Regions from separate parts of the Homo sapiens genome. Here region 1 is linked to region 2. The links are chromatin contacts, found by Hi-C in ENCODE. All regions are on one chromosome and are shown on one strand. Each heading gives the region's core, a stretch centred on a gene start or an enhancer-like site at or near the end of the contact. The rest is flanking DNA. Distances are from core to core; before and after follow the strand shown. Region 1 holds the start of LAMC1-AS1 (LAMC1 antisense RNA 1). Region 2 overlaps SMG7 (SMG7 nonsense mediated mRNA decay factor).

The links. Hi-C counts contacts between places; a loop is a spot of excess contacts on that map. Pooled maps may share reads with other maps.
Region 1: a pooled map shows a loop between it and region 2 (2.3-fold over the local background). The contact joins the promoter of LAMC1-AS1 here to the enhancer-like site in region 2. A Hi-C loop is called at or near these places in 2 of 37 single-sample maps with no recorded cell type and 5 of 50 pooled maps.

What each region holds. Positions count from the first base shown.
Region 1 is chr1:183,136,854-183,142,720 of GRCh38, forward strand. LAMC1-AS1 (LAMC1 antisense RNA 1) reads right to left here and starts at 4,417. Exons shown (of 3, transcript NR_149048.1): 1 at 4,289-4,417; 2 at 3,958-4,116; 3 at 1,549-1,727. LAMC1 (laminin subunit gamma 1) reads left to right here. Exons shown (of 28, transcript NM_002293.4): 26 at 816-974; 27 at 3,551-3,650; 28 at 5,681-5,867.
Region 2 is chr1:183,543,459-183,549,181 of GRCh38, forward strand. SMG7 (SMG7 nonsense mediated mRNA decay factor) reads left to right here. Exons shown (of 23, transcript NM_001375584.1): 15 at 895-1,039; 16 at 1,472-1,854; 17 at 2,508-2,879; 18 at 3,645-3,794. Among named protein-coding and RNA genes, the nearest start is that of NCF2, 44 kb to the right of the region's middle. RefSeq lists a silencer at 404-453. Within about 2 kb of position 1,638, at least 2 of the 41 ENCODE cell types and tissues checked have a DNase peak (open chromatin) inside an H3K27ac peak, as active enhancers do.

The sequences.
Region 1 (5,867 bases), core at 3,167-5,666, 400 kb before region 2:
CATTCCCACAAAAAATCAGACTTTTTCTAAATAAACATTCTTCTTTGACCTAGACAGGTGGTATTTATTTCAATACTATGTAGTGTGCCTTATCAATATAACTTTCAAGTCCCCCTTTCAAGTATATTGCCATATGTAAGCCACTCCTAGGAGAGACTTCCCATAGCTGCCATTGCTAGGATTCTTTGAAGTCATCTTCAAGAATAATGTTTTTTAGTTTGGCTTTCTCTTATTTCAAGGTCAATCTGTTTGTTTTATTTAAAAGAGAGATTGGAGCAATTTTAGAATTAGGTATTTAAGAATCAGAGAAACCTCTTAGTTTCCTTAGAACAGTTGGCTTTTGGATTAATTATATTTTATAAAATACTCATATTTCAGGATTGTGGTCTTTTTGTACATTATGATGAACTGCCAAGAATGAACCAAGCTAGCTTTGAATTTAAATTTTACCTCAGCGAAAGCATCTAATCAATATGATGTCGTAGAAAGTGTATGCCATTAAATGTTTATCATTTGCTGTCTGTATGACCCCAACTAAAAATAGCAATAATAGAACAGAAGTTTCCAGGATTAAAGAAGAGGATACAAATGAAAGTGCTAGATAAAATACAAAATGTTATTATGTGGGTAGTAATTTTTTTTATGATTATTTATAACCCAAATTGATAATGTAAGTCATGAGATAGTATAAATCAATATATTATTATTTCTGGATTATATTTTTAAGACATTTTATAAATTATAAAAGGAGCGGGAGCATACTTGAGAAAAAGGAAAGCTTTTTTAAAAAAAGTACAATTTTCTTTTGTGCCTAGAATGCCACCAGCACCAAGGCAGAAGCTGAAAGAACTTTTGCAGAAGTTACAGATCTGGATAATGAGGTGAACAATATGTTGAAGCAACTGCAGGAAGCAGAAAAAGAGCTAAAGAGAAAACAAGATGACGCTGACCAGGACATGATGATGGCAGGGATGGTAAGAGGTTTTGGTATATTTGCTCATTGGCAGAAAGTGAACAGTGTTTAATAATAAAGATCCCCCACTTGTTGAGAAGAGTCTTTTTTATATTGACTTCTGTTTTTCATCACATTGTCTCGTCAAGAATTGGGTTAGTAGCTTACATAGAAGACAAAGAATTTGGATCTTCTGCCAGGTAATTTTGTTGCACAATTGTCCTGTCCCAAAGTTACTCAGTTAAAAGTAAAACATTGCTTTACACGTTTGAGGTTTTAGGACATTAAAAGTATGTGTTTATATTTTTCACTGGGTAATTCATAAATGTTAATAAAAAAGGAATGCAATGAAGTTAATTTTCTTCTTATTCTTGTTCTCCCAGCACCTTTAGAGACAAAGACAAGTTTCTTGTATATAAGAAATTTTTGAAGATGGCATTGTCTACCACCCCACCAAAACATATGAAACTTACATCTAGTTTAATTTTTCACGTTTTGTGATAATGTGTATGCAAGGTACTATTTGTAACAAAATTGACTTGTCAATGGATGGCCCAAGGAAGAACTAAGGTCCATTTTTCTGTTCTATGCTATATTTTGCTTTGAAAAGACTTTAATGGAGTCACAGTAGGAATATTCTTTTTCCAGTTGGGTGTAGCAATCACGGTAATGACATACACGAACTTGTGGTTACTTGCTCACTTTCAGTGGCAAAGAAGAGGCCGTCGTTCACTGCTGCCAGAAAACATAGTCCCTCAGTGTGGGTCATTTTCATCTTGGGATGGAAAAAAGAAGTACAAAGCCTGTTAATCTCAGTAAAAACTCTAGGGAAGTGATAAAGGAAACTATCTCTGTGCAACCACCTAATTTTATTATGCTTTTTACAGGTAGGGGGGTGGATGTTGGTTTGGATTGTCCTGATTTTCTCCGTTATGGTGTGGCTCAAGTAAAAATTCCCATAAAGGTGTCTGGGCGCAGTGGTTCACTCCTGTAATCCCAGCACTTTGAGAGGCCGAGGTGGGTGGATCGCCTGTGGTCAGGAATTCGAGACCAGCCTGGCCAACATGGTGAAACGCTATCTCTACTAAAAATACAAAAATTAGTTGGGCATGGTGGTGGGTGCCTGTTACCCCAGCTACATAGGAGGCTGAGGCAGGAGAATTGCTTGAACTTGGGAGGTGGAGGTTGTAATGAGCCAAGATCACTCCACCCTGGGCCACAGAGGAAGACTCCGTCTCAAAAAAACAAAAATTCCCATAAAAAAAATAGATGTTTCTCACATGTTGAGCATATATGGATTTCATTTTTAATATGATTGTAGAAACATTAGATTTAAAGCATATTGAAAAAGAAAACAGTATATTCTTTAGGAGCTTCAAAAAAGGGTTTTGGTTTAGTTCAAAGGGTGAAAGAAGATCTTTTATTATTTTGGTAAATAACTTCTAAGGAAACAAACCACCCTCACATGCACTATCTCATTTGTATTTCTGTCAATTCTGAAAGGCCAGCATTTGGCCAGTATTATTTGAATCTGTATTGTATTTTTTAACCAGAAGAATGAAGGTTTATAGCTTCATTCTTTTGGAAGAGGAGGCTGGAGACCACAGGTTAAATGCAGGTGCATCGCTCTTGGCCGGCCCTGGCAGGGTCCTTTCTCCCTCCTTTTACACTCGCAGACAAGCTTGTGGATGCTCAATAAGGACAGCTGCCGTTTGGACAGAGATTAATCATTTATTTGTGAAGGTTTTTTCTGCCTTGCTTTCTTGTTCTTTTTTAAATCTTCACATTGTTTTGATCCCAAAATGTTTGTGTTGTCCTTACTCAAAACTAGGAAAAACAATTATGTGGTAAGAGGCTCAGAGCCACTTACTTAAATCTCAACTAGATTTATTTGTGAGAACATCTGTTTTCTGATATTTAGACACTTCCTCTTCCATTGCTGTTTCCTATGACTCATGCACAGTTATTTGTTCAGGTTTCATGGAATTTCCCAAGTGTATTTACCTTTGTTTGGTTTTTAAAATGTAAATTATATTGCCCCAATAAATGAGTATGTGTGTCAGGGGGACTGTGGCTGGGTCATTGCATGTGGAGGGGGAGTTTACAGAAGAGAACTCCTAGAAGAGCTTTACTTAACTATGAAAATTTTCAAAGAATAGGACATTTCTAATAAGTCCCTAAGAGTGTCCTGAAGGACATGTTTTGGTTCTGAAACATAGTTTCTATAATCATCCTTAAAAAATAACTTGTTTCTGCTTAATAGGCTTTACTATGAATATACCTCCATATATTATTGAGTTAGAATGTGAGAAAAGGAGATTAATTTTTGAAGTACAAATATAGTGAGTTAGTGAGTGTAGGCATCCTGACTGCCTAGTCATAACTTTGATGAAGTAGAAATACCAACATCCTCAATATGAAGATATGCAGCAGCCCCACCAAAAAAAAAAAAAAAAAAAAGCAATGAGAGGTTTCAATTTCCTAAGTTAGAAAAGGGAAGAAAATCTGGAAATTAGATTTGTTGGGTCATTGGGAAAAAAGATTTAAAGAAGATGAAAACATACAGTCAAGACTCTTTGCCTCATTTTTCCCTTACAGGCTTCACAGGCTGCTCAAGAAGCCGAGATCAATGCCAGAAAAGCCAAAAACTCTGTTACTAGCCTCCTCAGCATTATTAATGACCTCTTGGAGCAGCTGGGTACGTAGCCATAGAGTCATTTTTGTCAGTCTCTGAATCTTTTGTACTGTTCTTAGGATCTGATATAGTACAGTTGACTCAAAAGCAGATGATATAGGTTTACATGAATCCCTTTTAAGTCATTAATTAAATTATTAATATTTCCTTTTGCTGTTGCTTATTTTTGAAAGCCTTATAAAATAAATGTTTGTCTTGCATGACAGGGTCTTTAAGAGCAACTTGCTTCTTTACCATACTTATTATTTGTCAGCTTTACAGTGTGACCTGAATCATGACTTTAGGCTGTGTTAATGTGACAAGTACTTACTAGGTGCCTTCTGTGGACCTTGCCCTAAGTAGAACACTGTGGTCTGAGGAGTTTCTTTTTATATTTTGAAGATATATTGCCAGCTAGGGTAGCATTTATGGTCCAGTATCATTGTACAACTAAACAGTGATTTTTCTTAACTCATCTTGCTGGCAGTATCTTTAAGGGATTTAAAGTAAAGGATTTCAATAGTAGAATAAAAGAATAGTAGAATCACAGGCTGGGTGTGATGGCTCACACTGGTAATCCCAGTACTTTAAGAAGCCATGCAAGGAGGATAGCTTGAGGCCAGGAGTTTGAGACCAGCCTAGGCAACATAGCGAGATCTCACCTCGTCTCTTCAAATTATTTTAAAAATTAGCTGGGTGTGGTGCTACACGCCTGTAGTCCTAGCTACCCGGGAGACTGAAGCAGGTGCATCACTTGAGTTTGAGGTGATAGTGAGCTGTTATCGTGCCACTGCACTCCACCCTGGGCAACAGAGCGAAACCCTGTCTCAATTTAAAAAACGAAAAAGAACACTTAAAACTGGTCATGACTTTACTGCCTGGAATTCTCTTCATTTGCTAAGTAAGGACAGTCCGATGAGGGGAAAGCTTTCATGCCAAAAGAGAGAAAAACCTTGATTTTTCAAGGAAATCTATGCATACGGAAACCTTCTTTTAATCCAGTTTGATAGGGTGTTAGGGAGCAGGCTTCATTTTAGGACAGATGCACTTTTGTCACCAGACTCCATTATAAAGTGTCAACACTCTAGCCAGGACTCTTTGTAGCAAGGCATTATATTTTAATTTGCCAGCCTTTAAAGACTGGTGCATTTTGTTTTGGTGGGGGGCTACAGGGGTATTTTTTATCGGTCTCAAATGTCAAGAATAAGTTATGTGCCAACAGATGGATATAAAATGAAAGTAAGCTAGAAGAGAAAGCTTTTTGTGGAACAGCCAGACTTTTAACATTAGTCTGACTTGGGTTAGTATCTTTGCTTTGTTGCCTATAGGCTGTGCAAACTTGGGCAAATTATTTAACATCTGAGAATCACTGATGTAAAATGGTCTTGTGAGACTTTAATCAAGTCAAGTATGCATGAAATGCTGTCTATTGTGTCTGCTTTTGTTTGTTATGGAAACATCTCATTTCTTTCAAAAGAACCTCTTTTTCTTGCTAAGCTTAAAGTGAAGACTTGCTGAAATTATTTCAGCATTTTACTCCTGGCCATTTTCCATAGGAAGGCTCCTAATAGTGTCTAACTCCTGAAAGCAGAAAGTGACCTTCAAAACTGACCCATCTTCCCTGGAATCTCTCTAAGAGCTGAGGGATTAGGGTTCTTAGAGATTTGTGTATCTTTGATGGCACTAAAATGACATAGAGTTTACATGTATACACCTGGAAAAGGTATTAAATGTTATCAGATGGCCCTCAAAGGTCTAGAACATGGTAGCTGTGCATTGAGGAAACATTCTGCAAAAACCATTGTCTCAGAAAGAAACATCCAGCTCTATATTAATTGTATGCTCAGACCCATCCCTGCTGGGTTAGGTCAGCATTTGTACTTGGTTTGCATATTTTATACCATTGTGTGACATCAACAATCTGCAAGTCACATTTGCCGGGCTGCCTGTGCAGAATGGCAGCTGCTGGGCCTAGAGTCTAGTGCAGGTACTTGTGAAGGGATCATTCTTACTGAATATGTCTGTTCTCTTCTATGTACTTTCTGACCCTCCAGGGCAGCTGGATACAGTGGACCTGAATAAGCTAAACGAGATTGAAGGCACCCTAAACAAAGCCAAAGATGAAATGAAGGTCAGCGATCTTGATAGGAAAGTGTCTGACCTGGAGAATGAAGCCAAGAAGCAGGAGGCTGCCATCATGGACTATAACCGAGATATCGAGGAGATCATGAAGGACATTCG
Region 2 (5,723 bases), core at 388-2,887:
GAGAGAGAGAGATGCTAGGGAAAGGCAAGAAAAAAAAAAATGAACTAGAAAGCCAAAGGATCCGAGTTTTAGAGATAATGAGTCCAGCATTTTCTGTTTACCTTTCCTCCATTCTCTGTAACTGCTCACAATAAGGTCCAGACTGAAAATACAATCTCCTTTTTTGGTTTCTCATCCATCTCAAATCACCTATAAATGATTAAAGAAAGAAAGAGTAAACATATCACCACACTCTGTACCTCGTCCTGGGTTTTCTATAAATGCTACTCATGTTCCCTCATTTTGCTCAACTTTGAGCAGTGCATATGACATCTACTCTCTGGCTCCATCTATAGGATCTCAGGGCCTGTTCCTTACTGCTGAAAGTATCCTTATTTATTCTGAAGGGTGGTAAAGTTGCAGGGTGGAAGGTGGATGCCTGACTGCACATATGGCTACCCAGATGAAATCAAACTGAGGGCCAAAATAACTCACCTATGGGTTAATAGTCATTATTAGTTCATAATTCATGTATGTCGTTTAATGAATTAGAGTATAGAGAACCCTGGGCCCCAGAACAAGCAACTTAAAGTCATAGACAAGTTTTTTTCAACTTGTTAGCATCAGGCATCTCATTTGTAAAACAAATGGGCTCTAAGGTCCTTTACATTTTTGGATTTTTGTGATCATGGGAAAGCAAAATAATTAGTAAAACTAAGATAGTAAAATTATCTTTTATTGGCTATTAAATAATTTGCTTTGATTTTCCATTTTTAACTTAGGTGAATTTAAATATCTTCAGCATGTACTTTTTGATCTAATGAGGTTTTAAATACTTTCTTAGGAGTAGGGTCTTCTTTCTAGCACATTTGAGTTTCAATTTATTATAGATAGTTTTGCTTCTATTGGTTACAGGTAAAATCCCAGACAGAACTAAGAAAGACTCCAGTGTCTGAAGCCAGAAAAACACCTGTAACTCAAACCCCAACTCAAGCAAGTAACTCCCAGTTCATCCCCATTCATCACCCTGGAGCCTTCCCTCCTCTTCCCAGCAGGCCAGGTAAATATGTTTTGTAATTTCTTCTACTTAATCTTTTCTGTGCAAGAATTTCTATTCAGTCACTGAGAAATGTGTTTTCTGTTGGAGTAATGTTACTAAGCCATAAAAAGTTCTATTTTCCCTAATACTTATAAAATTATTTTTGAACTGTTTGTGTGTAGTGTACATACAAGTGCATGTTTGTTATTATGAAGGAAATCCTATCACTAAATACAGAAGCTACTCACAGAACACTGATTACTTCAGTGGATAGAGGAAAAATATCAAGTCTATTTTTAGTTCTTCAAATCAAGTTAAAGATTGACAACATGACTAATCTCTTTTGTGATGTGTTAGAAGACTCCCTCTACCTACCTGTTAAAAAAAAAATGACTTTTTTTGCAATTTTTTGCTGTTTCCTTAAAACTAAAGCTGTGTTCTTCTGTTTTGAAGGGTTTCCGCCCCCAACATATGTTATCCCCCCGCCTGTGGCATTTTCTATGGGCTCAGGTTACACCTTCCCAGCTGGTGTTTCTGTCCCAGGAACCTTTCTTCAGCCTACAGCTCACTCTCCAGCAGGAAACCAGGTGCAAGCTGGGAAACAGTCCCACATTCCTTACAGCCAGCAACGGCCCTCTGGACCAGGGCCAATGAACCAGGGACCTCAACAATCACAGCCACCTTCCCAGCAACCCCTTACATCTTTACCAGCTCAGCCAACAGCACAGTCTACAAGCCAGCTGCAGGTTCAAGCTCTAACTCAGCAACAACAATCCCCTACAAAAGCTGTGCCGGCTTTGGGGAAAAGCCCGCCTCACCACTCTGGATTCCAGCAGGTAAGTTACAGTTGTGTGTACTATCCAGCTGAATGAAATAAGGGGAAATGCTGAAAGATTCAATGTTAGAAATGCTCATTAAACTTTGACATACTTCTTGCTTAGATTTATAGTGATTATGGGAAAACAAAAGTATTGTCTCTACTGTTTATGAAAGTTCAAATGTTTTCCTTACTCTTGTAAAGGATAAAATACTAGATCTTAAGTACCATTCTTGGCTGCTACTAAGTGTCCATTTTATTGAAAATGGATTTTCTGCAAATAATTCTCCTATAGGAACATAAACTACTAGGGAAATAGAATCACAGTCTTGATGAGGTGCTAAGACAGATGTGACACCAATCTTAAATGTTGTCGTTGGAAGCACAGCACTTGAAGCAGAAAGGGGAAACAAACACTCTTATGCAAATATATTCATTCATTCATTAAACCTCTTAAATAGTTGAATTAAAAGAAAATATGAGTGTGGTGCCCATAATCTGTTTCCAAAAAGCTCTGAGTATTGAATAGCCCAAAAGGTAAAGGAAACTGCTGCCTTGCCTAGAGTTTTGTTGGTTGGAAAACACCCCAAGTTCATTCTGTGATTCTTTAGCATTCATTATAAGTAATATTGCATTTTATCCTCACCTTTATGACAGGCGTCTCTTTTTTAGTATCAACAGGCAGATGCCTCCAAACAGCTGTGGAATCCCCCTCAGGTTCAAGGCCCATTAGGGAAAATTATGCCTGTGAAACAGCCCTACTACCTTCAGACCCAAGACCCCATAAAACTGTTTGAGCCGTCATTGCAACCTCCTGTAATGCAGCAGCAGCCTCTAGAAAAAAAAATGAAGCCTTTTCCCATGGAGCCATATAACCATAATCCCTCAGAAGTCAAGGTCCCAGAATTCTACTGGGATTCTTCCTACAGCATGGCTGATAACAGATCTGTAATGGCACAGCAAGCAAACATAGACCGCAGGGGCAAACGGTCACCAGGAGTCTTCCGTCCAGAGCAGGATCCTGTACCCAGAATGCCGTTTGAGGTGTGTGTTCTTTCCTATCACCAGGCAATTTGGAGATAGGTCTGAGGTTGACTGTCTTTTGAATATCTCAAATAGATCTTATAAAAAGGCCACTCTTATTCGTTAGTACTATAGAATGCCACTGAGTATTGGTGTAGCTCTTGGTTTCCTCCTCAGAGTTGCACAGTATGTTTTAGTTTGGAAGCTGAAGAATTCCGTAACTGATTTTGAACTCTGATGGTCTGGCAAAGAAACCATGTACAGAAATCTCTAAAACAGCATGTTAGAGAATTCTGAGACAAAGCACTCCTCTCAGTTGGGCTGAATCATCTAAGTTTAAAAATAGGTTTACTGATATTTAAATAAATTGCTCTCTGAGAGGAACAAGGTTAGCCAGTTATCTTGGACAGTGGAGGTCCCTTTCTTTGCCCTTTTTATTCATGAGAAACAGGTGAATGTTAGTAACTTTTTAAAAGATCTGTTTCTCTGTTAGCACAAGATATGCTAATCATTTTGCTCCATAGCATTGTTTTACTCACTAGCCACATTAACCTTTTGTGTTCTGCTCTGTCAGTATTTTTGCTTTTCTATTGTCTTGAACTTTCTCCATTATTGTCCTTGTGTCGCTTTGCCTTTGCATTTCAGAGCGTTTTTTCTCTTTGCCTAATACCATCTATCTCACTATCCCCTTGACTTTAGTTGTCTTCTTCCACCTAATTATGCTACTATTCCTTTATGCTTTTGTTATCCCTTATTGCTTCTCACTGTGATGCTTTCTGTCACTAGGACCCCAAGAGCTCCCCTCTGCTTCCTCCGGACCTGTTAAAGAGTCTGGCTGCCTTGGAGGAAGAGGAAGAGCTGATTTTTTCTAACCCTCCTGATCTTTACCCGGCTCTGCTGGGGCCTCTCGCCTCTCTTCCTGGACGAAGCCTTTTTGTATGTATTTGACATAATTCTGCTTCTTGGTCTAACCCCCAGCTGCTTCTCTGAGATACTGTAGTACACAGATTAGGTGATTTCTTCTCTTCCTGGGGCTGTCCTTTTCAGAACTGTAAAACATATTTTCTAATTGCCTAAACCAACCTTAAGTTGGTAGTAGGATATAGCAAAACATTTCTGCCTTTATAGTTCTCCCAAATCATGGAGACATACCTTGGTTTTATGTGTTATCCAGAAAGCATTCTGCAGAGCTGGTCACACACACGATGTGATGGTGACAAATTAACTCACTTTGCAGGTGACACTTCCATCTGGACCCAGAAATTTTAAGTATCATTTAATCTTGCTTAGGAACAGTGAGATTTATTTCTCATATGTAGCCAAAATATGAAAGGAAATATGTTCTTGATTTTTTTTTTGACTGACATTACTGAACAGTATATGGCTCTTTTTTGTTTGGTTAACTAAATGCAGAAAGAGCCCTGATCTAAATTCAAAGTTGGATTCATAAACAGAATGAGTAAAAATGAAGAGGATTCTATTTATAAACATTGTCAGAGTGTCATAAATGAGTAAATATGAAAATAACTAGAATCACATAAAATAAAATCTGAGAACTCAGCCTGCATTTCAAAGAACATCATTCTATATGCTTGTCAGTGTTCATATTATATTTTACTGTGGGTGGGGAGTATAAAAGATGGAAAGAAAGATGTATGCTATGAGGCTTTTTCCCCTCTCTTTATTACACCTTAATAAAACATAAAAAGATAGTAAATTTTACTTTCTTGCTGTTTCTTTCTCATAAACACAGGGCAAGAACACATTCGTAAAATTAAAGTACATTAATTTTAGTGTCAAGAGAAATAAAACCTTAACAGCTTTCATGACATTGCTGCCATCCCTGGCACTTGAAGTTCCCTTAAGAATTTGCCTGGGTAGTAGCAGTAGGGGCCCCATACCAAGTTATTAAATAATAGCAATAAAAGATCCCCCTGGAGACTTAAATGGTAGCAGTGCCATGGCTGAGCGCACAGGGATTGTGGAAGCTCAGCTGCTATACTGTTGCCTCTCTATGTTTGCCTTTCTTGTGGCTTTTATGCTAGAGTGGCTTTAAGGACTGAGGGTAGTGCTTCTCTGTCCACTTGTTTCCTAATCCCTTAGTTCCTGTTCCTGTTCCCTTAGTGTCCCTTTCATTGGAAATGGAGCTGATGGTAGAACAAGTGGGAGTATTTTCAGGGTTTTTTTTTCATGTTTAAAAGACAACAATGAATAAAAAAAACTTCGACTATAACCCTTCCAATATTTAACATTAATGATACAACGTATGTCAAAGTGCTTCTCTTGTCGTAGGTATTTAGTAATGTTTTATTAGCCAGCTATTCAGTGACAGCATTAGAGATTCAGCTTTGTTTCTCCTAATAACTTTGCTAGGGCCAATAAATGTAAGCTTGACTTTTAGCAACTGTTTTACTATATACTGCAAATAGAGCTGCTTAAAAAGCATATTAACAAAGCCATTTGTCAAATGGATTTGAAAGGCTTTTTAAAAGTCACCAATGTTAATGTTTTAAAAATTGTGGGGTGGAGAGAAACAGTGTTGGAACAGTTCAGCATTTTGTTTTGAGATTAAGTGCAACTATTGACAAGGGGATTCCTGAGGTCCATGCCTCATAAACACTCAGAGTGCTGTTTACCAGGGTCTCTGGTCCCTGCCAGAATATAATCTCTGACTAGGTTTGATCTAAAAGGAGGATTCTATGCACCTGTGGCAACTGGCACTTAGGCGGTGTCTTGGTGTTAACAGATTTGAATTCACATCTTCTGAGCCTCAAATTGTACTCAGTGGGCGAATACAGGCATGCTTTTGCTTTGGTTCCATAGTATGGTAAGATTAATATTAAGAAAATAGAAGGTATAACTTAA